Regions from separate parts of the Mus musculus genome. Here region 1 is linked to region 2. Evidence: chromatin loops called from intact Hi-C (ENCODE). Cell type or tissue: heart. All regions are shown on one strand.

Evidence for each region. Hi-C counts contacts between places; a loop is a spot of excess contacts. Peaks named below come from ENCODE experiments on the same cell type or tissue, not always from the same donor. Only the 100,000 strongest peaks of a DNase experiment are listed, where the experiment ranks them.
Region 1: a loop joins it to region 2, with 4 times the contacts of the local background. A loop is called at or near these places in 8 of 42 quality-filtered maps.

Annotation. Positions count from the first base shown.
Region 1 is chr11:23,951,529-23,959,528 of GRCm38, forward strand. No RefSeq gene overlaps it. Among named protein-coding and RNA genes, the nearest start is that of Papolg, 60 kb to the left of the region's middle. In heart, a CTCF peak has its summit at 3,042 (motif pointing left); no DNase peak of the experiment used is centred here; H3K27me3 peaks cover 453 bases.
Region 2 is chr11:23,891,771-23,899,770 of GRCm38, forward strand. Papolg (poly(A) polymerase gamma) reads right to left here and starts at 3,500. Exons shown (of 22, transcript NM_172555.2): 1 at 3,252-3,500; 2 at 1-134. The coding sequence starts at 3,268. It overlaps Gm12061 (a long non-coding RNA gene), which reads left to right and starts at 2,482. Exons shown (of 4, transcript XR_872317.3): 1 at 2,482-2,675; 2 at 2,993-3,090. In heart, no CTCF peak of the experiment used is centred here; a DNase peak (open chromatin) is centred at 3,521; H3K4me3 peaks cover 1,817 bases; H3K27ac peaks cover 946 bases; H3K27me3 peaks cover 375 bases.

The DNA.
Region 1 (8,000 bases), 60 kb after region 2:
ATTCAGATACAATATCTTTTTAATATTTGGGGTTTTAGTTATCTTAGAAAAATTGTGGTACAAGAAAATTTTTAAAAAATGATGATTTGCTTATTACAAATTATTTTTGAAAGCTTCCAGGAGATGTTAATTGGCTAAAACCACACCGTAAACTCACCACAGGAGAACTTAAGCCTTTGTTAGGTGCTATCAAGTGAGATTCAAATTAACTGGTGAGAAACAAAAAAGCTTTGTGGAAAGTAGAGAAAGCTGTGATCAATTGTTATCAATTATAATCAAGGATAATCAAATATTAGCTGCTTATTTGGGCAAAGAGAACATTAATGTAGACTCATGTAAAGTTTAACATCCTATTATGATGCTTAAATTTGGGTCCCCAAAACCTTGCTGCTGAGTGAGTGCCTTATAGTATTCTACAACCAGGCATACATATGCCTAGGTAAAGAGAAAGGATCCACTTATTGGCACATTGGCATGATCCTGTTCAGGTACTTAAAATGGGGAAGAGGGGGAATGTTTTTGTTTTTTCCACAGAATGCTGCAGAAGCATGCTAGCTTCCAGAATGATTCCTGTGACAGGCTGACCTGTGAGTTCCTGAGTGCCCTGACAGTGGTGACAGGAAAGCTGTATTGGGTGTACAGAGAAGAAGGAAGCAGGGAGAGCAGACACTTGCAAGCAAAATGAAGAGACTCTCCCTATCCCTGCCACAGACTGCAGCAATGAGAGCCGACCTGGTGAGGACTAAAGAAGCTGACTCGTGAGGCGGAGAGACTGGTACAGAGAATGGACACGATGCTTTCGTCAGAGACACTGTTTTTGGCCATTTAGGCCAACTCCCCTATAGCTGTGAAGGCTTGTGTGCCTTACCCATATGCTATATTGTTGGGTAATTTTGATAGAGTTAAGATCACCAATCTTTTCAAGTCTTTTCATATTAATTGTAATTCTTGTCAATTAACTAATTGTGTAGATCCTAATTTAGATAAGGAATCTGCTGTTATGATGTTGTTAAAAAGACCTGCTTACGTTTTGCTGCCTGTAGAGTTAGGAAATAATTCTTGGTTTGAGAATTCAGGATTGCAAACTTTGAAAAAGTTAAATGAACTTATTAGACCAAAGGAGATTTGTTACAGCTCTGATTTTAGGAATTACTGCTTTAATTGTAATTTTAACTTCTTTTTGCAGTATCTACCACAGCTTTAGTTCAGCAACTACATACCTCTCATTTTGTTATAGATAAACTGGAGGCAAAGGTTAATGCTTTTTTACAAAAGGCAGTTTTAGCAATAGATTGAGACAGGATATAGCAAATATTAAGGCTAGGTTAACAGAAAATTCAGATATTAGCAGAAGCCATTTGGATACTTGGAACATTGATGAATTGGCCAGAAATTTAAAGAATAACCTAAGTGCATTGAATCCCTTGGATTAGGTTCAATATATAATCTTGTTTGCTATTATTATTGGCATTATTTTATTAGTAATCATTGTATTTCCACTCATCTTTAGAGTTCTTCTGAGATCTGTAGCTACCACGAGGCGGGACATTCTGGAACTTCGTCTAAAACATAAAAAACAGGGGAACTGCTACATCCACTCCAGTAGTGACAAGTGTGACAGGCCCCGGACACCTGGGCGCTGTCCTCAGGTGGAAAGTTCATGGAAACTTAGTCTCCTGGAATTGTGGCATCCTGTATAACGAATGCTCCAATGTCCTTGCTTTAGTTGGTAAATGGATCTGTGTGCTTTCCCTTAATATTGCTTTATTACAAGTGCTCCTAAGGATTGATTTTTTGAGATATAGCTAAGTTAGATTCTAGGCAGTCCTTGATCCAACCCTGGGCATGGATAGCTAAGTCACTGCCCTACACAGAAATTTACCATTACCTAGGAAGAAGGAAGTTTGTGACCTAAAGAGGAACCAGAGTAGTTACTTAGAACTATAGATAGCTGAGTTACACCCATACACAAGTATTTACAATGGCCTAGGGGGAAGGTGGACTATACAATAGACTAGAGTAGGAACTATGGCAAGGGCACGAAGCCCTTGCCCCTGGCTTCTAAGATTAAGTGGGCCTTAGGTGGGGCTATTTTTGATCCCAGTTGTTAACATTGAATTTTATCCCAGTTGGTTCCTGCTAGTCCTTCCGTGTTTGCATTCCTCTGATTTATGTAAGAATCCAGTAACCTCATTGTCACCTTACTTCCCTATTTTCTTCTGTATAAAAAGTTTGATGCTCTATTTGACAAATTACATCAGATCCACACTTCCTTGTGTCGAGTCTGTTTGTCACCCCAATTCCCACCGACTCTGTGCCCATCTGTCGGAACCCCTGATTCCCACGGATTGAGGGGGGCTAATTAGGCCCGGTCCGTGGCACCCGTTTTTACACTGTTGTTGAGACACTCAGAGCAGGATGGTGTGTAACAGCGGAACAAGAAGCCGCCAGTCGGCTTTTAGCAGTAGGACTCATGATGGCACAGGAGCTAACTGGGGCTGTGACAGTTGCAGGTGACTAGATGAGTGTCAATCTGCTTCTCCTATTAGGTTTGTGTGTGGCTCATCACTGAAGAGAGGAGAGTGTTTATCTCTCCCAGCAATGGCAGGGCAGATGGAGAGGGTTCTGGGGATGGAGGGAGAGTGCATTGTGGGGAGTGCACTTTCTGTGAGAATAACCAGACAGTGGGTCAACAAAGGGAGAACACGGGACTTTCTGTATGCCACAGTGGCCAAGGGTGAGTGCAGTTTGAGGCTGGCTGGAAGATTTCAGACAATATTAGAGACAACAGGCTCAGATGAGTGGCCAAGGTGGTGTCAATTTCTTGGTGGCTACCTACAGCTGGGACAACCAAGAGAATTTTCTAAATGCCAGTGGTACCTTGCTGTGGAGTAGAGTCTGCCGCCTGTCACAGTATATTACGTTTGCTTTAATCTGTTAAGGTAGAGAGGAGGACTGGGGAAGATTTTTAGCTCTGAGGGAAAAACCAAAACAAAACGGAACTTAGATTTTTCTAATATTTGACTATGGCCCCCTCTAGTGGCCATTATGTAGAATTAACCAGAATCTAAATATTTCGGAAATGAATTCAATTTTTCAGAGACAGAGTTTGCAGCTTTGAGGGACTAACCTGGATTCTGATATGCAGCCAGGTCTAGTTTGTGGTCTGAGAGGTATCTGGGTATCTCAGAACTTACTTTATGAATTACATTGGTAGATCGGTTGTTGATGGCAGAGAGATCATTGAACCAGGCACACAGAGCTGGCAGGCAAGATGGATTAAAGTCCTGCTCTATTGTGCTTAAATTCTATCACAGAGGTCGGCCCATCAATAATTAGTACACAAGAAAAAGGACGCTTTGGTTAGCAATTCCTAGGGAGAAAGCTGAGCTTGCTAGCAGGGAGCAAAGACTGAGGTGGCCAAGGAGAGCTTCTCTGAAGATGGTACAGAGGAGCAGAGGAATGTCCCGTTTAGGGACCACCGGGAGAAAGGGCTGCGTGCTGCAGGACGGCTTGCCTGCTCTGTGAGCCCACACGGTGCACCTGTCATGACTGGGAAACACTGAGCAGTTGGCATAAGCCATGAGCTGAGGTCACACGAGGGCTAGACCCCACCAGGACTGTCAGTGTGGGGTACACAAAGCCATAGGAGTTCGCTCACAACAATTTTCATCCTGTCTCAACAGATTGTATTTAAGAACTTCTCTGTTGAAATGATGGACTTTGCTTCTAAACAAGTGGAAAAAAATATTTCAAAACCCAAATTTGATGTAATCTGTTAGCTCATCAGATCAGCCAGCATTTGGTGTAGCGGGTCCATGCAGGATATTCAAGTTAGAAATAGCAGGCTCATGCTACGTTTTTATTTATGTAAGACATTGTCTTCTTGAAACAAATGTCTTATCAAGGGGCTGATATCTTTCCGAGGAGAAACTGAAAATGGTTTTCGCTCTAATGAAGATGATTCTGAAATTGAACTGGATCTTCTGCAAATACTTGATTTAGCCACACCTCCAAATACAACAGCTTCTTTTTTTCTACCCGTGCCTTACCTAGAAGAAACACTGTGAGAAGCAAGGCAGAAAATGCTAGCAGAAGTCGGCACTGTTAGGTTTGTGAGAGCAAAAAATGTAACATAACCTGATGCCTGGCCAATGGCATGCATCCAGCTGGTAGCCCTATGCTGTGCTGTGTGTTGGCTTCTGTGCCAGGGATGTAGCCCCTCCTACTTGCTGGAGATGACAGGAAGGGCATCTGTGGACTGGAGAGGTGGCCCAACAGTTCCTGCACATGCTGATCTTGCCCAGGTTAGTTCCCAACACCCACATCATAACTGCCTGTTACTGCACTTCTAAGGGGGGGGGAGACAGACAGACAGACAGACAGACAAAGAGAGACAGAGACAGAGAGACAGAGAGACAGAGAGAGATGCACATATAGACATATGCACACACAATTTTTAAGAAATCTAAGAAGAAAAGGACACTTGTACATCAATGCTTGGTGAGGAGGAAGTGAAGAAAAAGAAGGGATGTCTGTGTCTGTGAGACTGACTATGGCAACAAATGTGGGGGGCACAGAGCTCCTTTAGGGGTATCTAAGTTTGCCCCACCCCCACCCCATCTATCAAGGGAAAGAGGCCATTCTGCATAATCTTCACATTTCTCCAGGAGTCCACATTTTACGCTGAAAACTAATTCATATCCTAGAATAACAGTATAAATATGGTTTCGAGGCCAGTGGTGGTGACTTGAACCTGCACTCTCAGGGTTGCATGAAGTAGGAGAATCACTTCAAGTTCAAGGCTGCCTAGTTTACAGAATGAGAGCCATCTTAAACAAACAAACAAACAAACAAGCCAGAAAAACTAGTAAACAAATACAGCTTGGCATAACAGGCTGAACTACATGACACATTTGTAAGTGAAGTTTGTTACATGATTTTAATGCATTTTTGTATAAACAATAAAGATGTGCCAGGTGATGGCATTTAAATGTTTGTTTGCAGGGTGTGGTGGCACAGCCTTTAATGTACTTGGAAAGCAGAGGCAGGTGGGTCTCTGTAGATTCAGGGCCATCCTGATATACACAGCAAGTTTCAGGCTACATGTAGAGAGACCCTATTTTTAAAAAAAGATTATATTTGTTTATGGAATCATATTCCTTAAAGTATATTTTATATATGCATGTTTTTACTAATTCCAACTAAAACCACACTGCCTGTTGTTTTGTTAGCTCATCACCATGTTTATTCTTGGGATATAGTAAATGATATATGATATAATTAGTATATAACATACAATATGGCTGGAGTGGTCTAAGAGAAGGGAGGCATCTGTAGGGCAGAGTATGTACACTTGTTCAACAAGGTCAAGAACAAGTCAGCTGCTTAGAAGGCCTGTGGGGTGTGTGTTCACACCACCCAGCTGAACACATGGACAAGAGACCAAAACCTTGTTGTGCTTGTATCAGAGGCCAAGTGCCAGTCTCCTTTTATGAAAACAATGGGTATAAAACATGTGTTCCAATGATGTGGCATCTTACTCCTCAAAAAAATTTGAGCTACTTTTCCTTTTGCTGTGATAAAATGCCCTGACCAAAGCAACTTAAGGGAGAAAGGGCTCAGTTTGAGGTTGGTCTGTCCATCATGGTGGTGGGGACAGGGACTGCCAGCAGGAGCTACAGGTAGCTGGCCACATTGTATCCACAGCAGGGGGTGGGGGGTACCAGGGAGGCCACATTTTATCCACAGCTGGGAACCTGGGAGGAGGTTTGTTTTTGCTTTCTTTCTGCTCAGTTCAGGACTCCTGCTGACAAAATGGTGCTGTCTACAATTAGGGTGTGTCTTCCCAACTCAGTTAACCTACTCTAGATAATCCCTCACAGGTGCATGTCTGGAAGGCATGTCTCTTAGGTGAGTCTATACACTGCCAGGTTGGCAACCAGTACTAATGACCACAACATATATGTCAGGGAGAACCCGTTTTTATTATTATTACAGAGTATGAGCCAGGACTTATGTTTCTCTGTGCCCAGAGGTTTAGGCACATTTTTACATATGGACTCAGCCTTTCTGGCTCCACCCTCACATGTCTTTCCTGTTGGTGGCTGGTGAGTTTTCATGCATGTATGAGAAGCTGCAGGAGCTAGTCTGGCCTCCACTTGTTGAAACAGGGTTATTCTCGTTTCTCCCACTGTGCTTCCGGTTCCAAGTTACCTGGCCCAATCTTGTTTGCTTTCTCTATGTTGTTTTCCTTGAGTATCTGTTATAGCAGCAAAAAAACCCTGAAAGCAAGTGAGATTAAATTTATGTATTGAAGAATAAGAAACCACTAATTCAGACTGGGAAGAGAGAGGGGCTGATATGGGATGTAAAGTGAATAAATTAATTAATAATAAGAACTGACATGGATGCAGAAGCTGCACAAAGAGGGACACGTGGAAGGAAGTACCCTCTTCAGTGTCAAGACTGCCAGAAGCATCCCCTTGGGGCAGAGACCGCTTCCAAAGGAAAGAGAGACACCTTCTGAAGGAGGAGAAGTTGGATCTGAGAACTGCCACAATGATCATACTCCGTGAAATTGAGGAAAGATTCTGGTAGTTTTTTCTGCTTCCTCAAAGCCTGTCAAGATGCTAGGACATGGGCTGTTGAGATGGCTCAGTGGGTAAGAGTACCCAACTGCTCTTCCAAAGGTCCGGAGTTCAAATCCCAGCAACCACATGGTGGCTCACAACCATCTGTAACGAGATCTGACACCCTCTTCTGGTGTGTCTGAAGACAGCTACAGTGTACTTACATTTAAAAAAAAAAAGATACTAGGACATAGCAACATTATATGTGTACTACCCCAACCCTGTCCTCAAAGCCTGTCAACATTATGTATGTACTACCCCCAACCCCGGCACCAACACCCAGAAACAGGAAAGAAGGAGCTATTTAGGATTAGGAAGTGCTCTGGAATTCATATTTGCACATCAGAATAAGCTGGGCCTAAGCAAACTAGAATGTGAGTCCGGCATCCTTATGCTCAGATGCATGTAGTCCCACCAGTGATGACTGGTCAATCACACCCTGCAGGTGGTGAAACTGACCATTTAGGTATGAACTTCCTTACAGGCACACCTGAAATAATGTTTTACACGCTGAGGGACCCTAAGGGGTTTTCCAGTCCCACCCCAGTTACAGCTTTCCCCTCCTGCCTGGGGTCAAGGCTAGGCCAAGTTTCATTCTCTACCCACAGGAACATTCTTGAGTTAAAAAGTCTTAGAATGTACTGACTGATAGTCACCTGGCCTGCAAAGTCTCAGGTAGAGTTCAAATGCCTGTCATGCTTGCTAGCCAAGAGATTTAAAGGTCCATATGCTTAGACAATAAATTTGAACTGTAACCTTGCTGATGTAACCTGTGCCCTACAAAGTATAAAAACTGCTTGTAACAGCCATCCAGGGTCGCCTTCTAGTCACTCGCCTAGAGGGGTTGATTGAGGATTGACTGGGACATGTCAGAAAATAAACCTCTTGCTTTTGCATCAATTTGCTTCTTGGTGTCTCACTGAGGGCATCTCAAAGTAAGCACCACTGACTGAGGGTCTGGGTCTTACAAAGCCGTATGTGTATCTGTGAGGCAGTTAAATCAATGTATAAAATTAAACTTCAAGCTCTTGGTATTTTTAATTTAATTTATTTTCATTAGAGGGTGGAGACAGAATCCTGCCCTGTAGCCCAGGCTGTCCTGGACCTCACTCTATACCCCAGATTGGTCTTGAACTTATGGCAGTACTTCTGCCTTAGCATCTGAAATGCTGGTGTTTCAGGCCTTACCCTCCATGCCTGATGATGATTTGAATGGGAAATGTCCCCCACAACACAGGTATTTGAACAGCTGCTCCCCAGCTGGTGGCACTGCTTTGGGGTGCTGTGTAACCCATCTGTGGAAACTTCAAACTCTGTATCTCCATGACTGTATCAAGCAATCTTCAGATCTCCAATTCCTCTAGGCTT
Region 2 (8,000 bases):
ATACTCCAAATGGCTTCATGGCATCAATTAACTTCTGTGTATAAATATGATCAATTTCTTTAGGACATGCCAAACTAATTGGAGAGGTAATTCCATAATGCTTCTGTTGACGCTGGCTGTCCAGCATAGTGTTTCTGTTCAAGAAAAAGAAATGATGAAAAAATTTTAAGTCTCATTTCATATGGACACATTGAACCTCTTAAGTTATTTGAGCCACTTAAAAGTTTGAGGAACATTACCAAGGAAGTCATTTTTAAAAAGAGAAAGAAAAAGAAAAGGAAAGGCGGGTATTCTGTCTTTATGAAGTGTTTTTCATACAGCTTCCAGCTTCCATGGTCAGGATGTCTTTTCAAGCCCAAAGCAGTATGTGTTGGAATCAAGACAATTGTATCAACACCACTCAGTTCAACTGCAAAGACCCTGAATGGGCTTTATGCCAGGGCTCCCTCTACTATTCCCTGCAGGCTGAGTCAAATACTATCTAGGTTATAGAATCTTTGAAAAGAAGTCAAACACTTGAAAGACACTGTTAGTAAAACAATGGTCTTCCTATAAGTAAGGGAACAAAACATCCATCAAATGGTCCTCAGAACATGATCTAGCCTTAAAAAGAAACCTCAACCAGTCCCTGGAGAAACTTACATTCACAAACATCTTTTCCTGGAACCTGAGTTTACATTTCTAACACTTTGTGACTGTACTTAGTATTCTTCATTTTAGATTGGAACTCATATCATTTTCACACTGAATAATTATCAAATTCTTTACATTAAACAGCAAATTTTGAAGGGCTCAAATGACCCTTAATTGCCCTTAACTAGTATAAAATTACAATCTTCAATAAAGCACCACAGAATTCTGACTACATCTATAACTAAAAGATATGGGGTACATTTTGTTGCAAAAGAAAAAATGAGTATATACTCTCAACCTAACCACCTTTCTTCATATTTGCATAAAGAACTATTCATAACAGTAAGAATATAATCTCAAAAGGCAGTCTTTTAATGAGTAAATTAGCTCTTTAAAAAAAAAATAACAGAGGAAGAAAGGAGGGAGGTTAAATGGGACAGACATAGGCCCATGCCTCTATTCCCTTCATTCAGAAGGCTGAAGTAGAAGAATCTACATTCAAAGCCTGAGCTACATAGCAATACCTTCTCACCAAAGAAAGGTATAACTGGACACTAGGACTTCTTTCTTTCTTCTTGAAACAGGGTCTTACTATATAACTCTGTCTTGGAACTTACCAGACTTGAACTCAGAGATCAGCCTGCCTCTGCCTCATGGGGTTTGGATTAAAGGTCTGTGTTATGCCTGGCTCTATAATTAATTCTAAGCACAGTAGGGCAACTGTGATAAATACTAATTAATTACAGTATACATATTTATATAAGTAATCAGTAAATGTGATGGACAAGCCAATTGCTTTAAACTAGTCACTGTACAAATTATGTGCAAGTTTATCAATTTAAAATGTAAACACCACAAAAATACAACTGTAGTTAATTCTTTTTGCATTTTAAATGCTTAAAAATTGCCTTGAGGTTGGAGATGTACCTCAGTGACAGACTGTTTCATGTGTAGTGCCCTGAGTTCCATCTCTGAACCAAAAACCGAACTAACAAAACAGCAGTGACTTGTAAGTCCACAAACTAAAACATGTTTTTCAGCTGGAGGTTTTACAGGATGGGGAGAAAGAAAGGACAATAGAGAAGATAAGATAGCTTAGCCAGGTTTGGTGGCACAAGTCAAGTGGTAGAGGCAGAAGCAAGCTCATGGCCATGTGAAACCTCATCTCAACAAACAGCCTATATACCTTTGAAATGACTTAATGAAATATAAGGGAGTATTTTAAAAAACCCAACTCTAATTTCTCTCCCATTTTTATCTTGCTGTAGAACAAACAAAACTTCAATTAATTATTTCAAGTTCTATCTATCTATCTGTCTGTCTGTCTGTCTGTCTATGAGAGATAAGGTTGTCTGAGCAAGATTAGTGTGTGATTAATACATGGCACAGACAGATTTTCATAAAATCAAACCAAACAGGAACTCTAAGAAGTAGGTCTCAAAAAGTGTTATGAATTTCACTTACAAGGAAAAAAAAAAAAAACCTTACAGAAATGTTACTGAAGGTACAAAGATAGGTAAATAGAATTCTCACTGACATTCTATAAAAAACTTTTAAATAGCTCAAAATAGTCACTAAAAGTACTACACTGGGCTATGTTTATAAACGGAATACATTAGTTAATAAAAAATAACTAATAATGAAAATATTAACATAGCAAAAGGTCAGAGAGATCATGTTCTAAAGAACCAGTCTACAGAGTAGTAACTGATAATAAATACCCTATAAACAGTTTAAAACAGGTACACAGTTTTTATGGATACAGGGATAGGTACTATCAACATTAAAAATGCAGTAACAAGAAACACCAAACTCAGTGCTCTGGGGCCTTGGAAGAGCGTCGTGAATGCAATCAGAGAAAGGATAGGCGAGTCTTCAGATGTATTGGAATGCTCGACTTCTTTTCAAGAAAGAAAGGTTAAAGAGCTAAGAACACACCCCATGTTAGTCTTAGGGAAAAATGGGTGGTGGCTACACAAATGGTGTTTTGTATTTCTGTGCATTTTTCTGTACGTTGAAATTATTTCCGGATAAAGTGAAAGGTAAGAAATTCTAATAAATTCTTGACAAGTACAGAAACTGCTTCCGACTTATCAAAGTGTGAGCAGGGGATAGATACAGCCCGGTAGATATTGTGGGTCGGTGGGAAGGAACGGGGTAGAGGGTTTAGCCTTTCTCATGGAGCAACCGCAAACCTAGGGGCTCCGCTAGGTCAGTCCCTCTCCGAAAGACCTGAAAGATAGCGGGTCCGGCCGGGAGGAGGGGAGGCAGGGGGATGGTATTTGCGCCAATGCAGACAGAATAGACGGGCTCAGACACGGCTGGGGCAGGAGAGTGACCGACCGTTTTTTCTCCTCAGCCACACGCGCCTTTCCCCCTCATCCTGGTCTGGGGGCGTCCTCAGAGGCGGGCGGCGGGGGGCTGACGGCGACTCCCGAATCCCCGCCGGGCGGCCAGGTGAGTCCCGGGTAGGGGAGATGCCCTTGCGGAGTGGAGGGCAGCGGAAAGCAGAGGTCCCGGCCGGCTGCGCAGGGTGCCAGGCGCAGGGGCTGGAAGCCGGGGCTGCCCACCTCAGCGCACCTCTCTCCACCTCGCCCTCAACCGCCGCCCCCACTTACGCAGACATCTCTTTCATCGCTTCCTGCGTCTCTCTCCAGCGAGTGTCTTTCGCTTTGGGGTCCTGTTCTTGCCCTCTCTTCCTTCCTCTGTCCAATTCCCTTCGCTCGCTTGTAGCTCGCTCACTTCCCCACTCTCTACAGCCGAGGCATTCAACCGAGTAGTGAAAACACCACAAAACCGGCTCTATTTATGACAATACAGCGCGGCCACCGCCAATATGGCGCTACTTCCCAGGCTGCCTCTCGCCTTCCGCGGCTCCGCCCTGCAGCCCTGGGCCCGCCCTCGGGCACACCCCCACCCAGCCTTGAGTTCCCGGGACCCGCCCACCTCAGCGGACTTGCAGCAAAAGCATCTGTCAGAGTGTCAGGTCTCCCTGGTCTGTGGGATTGTCAATTCAGGCAAACCTCTGGGAAGGTTATTTGTCAATTTCCCCTTGTTTCTGCAATAAAAGCATCTAGAAAAAAAACCACCGCTTTCCCTAACACCATTTTAACTCTTCCGTTATCCCACATCTTAAAGTCATAGACTTAATAAGTACACATTGAGAAGATTTTTGTCACCGAGGGTCACACCCAAGAAGGTGCGACTTTAACACAACCAATCCAGGGAAGAAAGCTTATAAATAAATCAGCTTAACTTGTATTCTTTTCCCTCGGAGTACCACCTCCAAGTCCCAATTTATGACTTTGTGGCATTTAGCTGAGATGTTGAACATAATTGCTACTAGTTAGCCGTAAGATAAACCCAAGGATTTCCACCGCTCTGCCCCCAAACCTCACATTTTCAAATAGTGAAAATCATGTTCTGTGTGATTATGACGGTGAAAATGAGGGAGAAAATGACCAATGTTTAAATGTTAAAGGATAAAAGTAATTTCAAACCCTGTCTTTTTCTCCCAAGAGTCAAGCACGGTTGTTTGGGGAATGAGACTCAGTCACGGGAAAGGAGGTTACTTTCTGAATTATTCATTTATTCACTCAAAGTATTTATTGAAAATCTGGTCTGTCAGTTTGTTTATGCTCCATGTTTGATGCATAAAAGCAGGTCTGTGGTTTGACCTGAGCAAGTTCAGAGTTTTCCCATCAAAAGGTGGAGAAAAACTTCAAATATGAGTGATATTCTGCTGCTGCAGAAGTATGTATTACACACTGTAGGAACTAGATTCGTATCCTCAAGAGTTTATTGCGAGTGGATGAGAAAATATATATATACACTATTTAAATACAGATGGGGTCCAGTTGTCATTGGGGGACCAAAAGAGGACCATCTAAACATGGAGGAAAGTCACTAATAGCTTCCTAAAAGAGAGGATTCTGTATATTAGCAGGATTTGGGAGTACAGATTTTGGTAGGTTATGAGAAGACAAAATGGAGCTCAGGAGGTCGCTAGACTGGGATTTGATTCGAAGCAGACCCACCTTTGTTATTTGCTAGCTTTGTGACTTCTAGAACTTTAAAATAAAGTTTACGTTAACCTTGAACTTTTTCTTTAAGAAAAAAATGTAAAGTACACTTACTTTAGCCTGCAGGGAGTCAGAGGATGACTTCTAGAGTCTGTTCTGTTCTCCCTTTTCACCATTTCAGTCGCTGGGATCAAAATTGATTCCTCAGACTTGGCAGCAAACAGCTTTATCCACTGAGCCTTATTCACAGTCCCAATTTTAAACGTTAAAAATACTTTGATATGCGTATCTAATAAGAACACTTTGCTACACAACCATAATATTACTGTGCTCAGGCACCGTTGCCCTAGTATCAGGAGGAGGAGTGACACCCCAGCCTTGCAATTCTTAAAAGCCTCTTAGCTTACTTTCGCTCAACTTCGTTCTTCATTGTGAATTTTGGAGGACGCTTTACAGCATCTTCTGCCTTCATCCAGTCTATTGTCTCCTCAAAGAGGAAAGATTGCCTTCTGTGGTTCAGTTTTATTCACTCAGCACTGAATTTTAGCATACGTCTCTGGTTTCTAATGTAAAGTTCTTGTTGCTGGTAGAGTTGTAGTCAATTTTCCAGATCCACCAGCTATATCTTCAGATTCAACCAACCTTGTATTTTAATTATTCAAGATAAAATTCTATCCACACTGAAGATGTACATATCTTTTTCTTGTGATTCTCAAAACTACTTTTTTTTTTTAAAGACACGTCTTACTCTGTAGCTCAGAACTCAGTATGTAAACCAGACTGACCTTGAACTCACAGAGATGTGTCTGTCTTTGCTTTCTAAGTTTTTTTTTGGCATTACTCTCTATTTACATAGCATTTTAAATTGCATTAAGCTTTATAATTAATCTATAGATAGTTTAAAGTATGTGAGATGATGTTTGTAGGTTATATGCAAATATGGTGCCATTTTATAGAGGGAACTTGAACACCTCTTAGTGTTAGTGTTGGAACCAGTAAGAGGCTCTCAGACTAGCTCCTTAATACCAAGGGATGGCTGTATTCACACAATTTGCCACTTTTTAAAACGTCAAGTTGGTCCAGAGGAAGGAGGACAGGAGTCTATTTACTTTCCTGAACCTAGGATATATGAAACTAGGAACATAATTTGAACAATTGAAGAGCCTATCATGTTTTGCCTTTTATAATTATTTTTACCTTCATTTATGTGTATCCATGTGTGTCTGTGTGAGGATATATGCACGTGCAGGAGCCCATGGAGGCCAGCAGAGAACATAGGACACCCTGAAGTTTCAGGGGGATGTGAACTGCCTGATGTAGAAGCTAGGAATTCCTCTCTGATCAGTCCATGCTTTAAAACACTGAGCCATCTCTCTCTAGCCCACATTAATTAAAAAAAATACATCTATAGAAAATAATGCAAATATGAAAAATTAAATGAAAAATTATTTATTATTTGTGGGTGTCCATGTGTTGTGGTAAGAAGATACCTTTTGTCTCCTGCCAACTTTGTATGGATTCCAGGAATAGAACTCAAGTCAAACACTTTTACCTGTTATGTCATCTTGGCAGCCCTCAAAAGTCTGTTGTTTAAAAGATTTCCAATGTCAAACCTCTGGGTTTTCCTGGTCTGTTATTATGTGGTAAGGCTCAAGGCATCTCTGAATAATATTTTTTAATTAAAAAAAAACTTGCTAGCATTTAGGCATAATGGTGCATGCCTATAATTCCAGCACTTAGGAGGAAGAGGCAGGAGGACCAGGAGTTCTATATCTTCCTTGTTTCCATTGTATTTAAGGCTAGATCAGAATACATGAAACTTTTTAAAGGAAAACAAAACAAAAACAAAAACAAAAACCAACAAAACAAAACAAAACCTTGTTTCATTATCAGAGGCTTTGTTCTGTATGTTGAGATGTGAGATGCACCAAACCAAGCAAGGTAGCAATCATTTCCCCCAGAACTCAGGGGATTAACATAAACTCAGAGGACAGGGAGGTAGAAGTCTTGCTTCTTCCCAAATGGAAGTCAAGATTTCTTATGGGATTCACCTGTTTCTGAAACTGTTTCATAATAGACACTGGCTGTGCAGCCTGGGCTCCACAATTCTAAGCAAACTCACTACCTCTGATCAACTTCTTTCTCAGCAGGCCAGAAAGCTAGGTACAGGACACAGCACTTGGTTTACAATCATGTTAATTTTGCTTTTTGTTTGTCTTTAGCAGTTGGAGATTAATGAGTAAAAAAGGATTTAAAATATCAACCAGCTTTTTTCTGAACACTTGACTGCATTGTCTATGGCAGTTTCAACATTCTGACTTCCTGAGCCAATCAGGTATACAGTTGCTTTTTCTAATATAACGTATATTAGAAAGATAAGCCTCCAACGAACTTCAGCTACCACAATGGATCCCACAAAAGCTACTGTGAAAATATACCTTTGTCAGACTTTACATATTTTAGTTGACATTTTGAATAAATCAGACATTTCTAATGTGTTTTACAAAGACTACTGCCATGCGCACTTGGGTGTGGCTTAAGCATCTGAGACTCAAACTTTGCCCTCAGTGACCACTAACTCCAACAAGGCCAATGCCAACTCCGACAAGACCACACCTCCTAATACTGCCACTCCCTGTGAGTCTATGGTGGCCATTTCCTTTTAAACCATCACATACAGGACATGATCTGAGATGCTCTTTATTATTTGACTTTATCATATGGCACCAGAGTGTATTAATACTAACTAAAAGGCTCAATATCACTAGATAACATAAAAGTAAGACACTTTTGAGAGAAGCCAATTGCAGCCAAATAGAGTGGAGCCTCATCAGAGACTGAGTGGAACTGCCCAGCTGGGCAGTATAGAGGAATTTTAATCCAGCAACATGGCTACTCTGGCAAGGGATAACATCCAAAGCTCTTGCTCTGTGTGAACTGGATGGAATTCTGACACAACCTTAGTACATACCTTTAATACTCTGGCTGGAATATTGACAACCCCCTTAGCACATAGCCTGAATCCCTGTGGCTGGAATACAGACACGCCTTTAGCACACACCTTTAACCCCAAACACTGACATCTAACTGAGGGGCAGACAAAGTGACAAATTGGAGAAAGATTTGACAGAATGAGTCAGCGATAGCATATGCCCTGCTCTCATGAGGACACACAGGAAAGAGAGGCTACTTAAGAGTAGAGCAGGGAGAAGTGGAGTTGAGTTCAGCTGAGTTCATGTAGGTCTGTTCAGTTTGTAGTCAGTGCAGTTCAGTTTGTGGCATTCAGAGGCAGGTTTTCTAAGCAGAGCAACTCAGTCAAAAGCCAAGAGAAACCAATTTGAATCT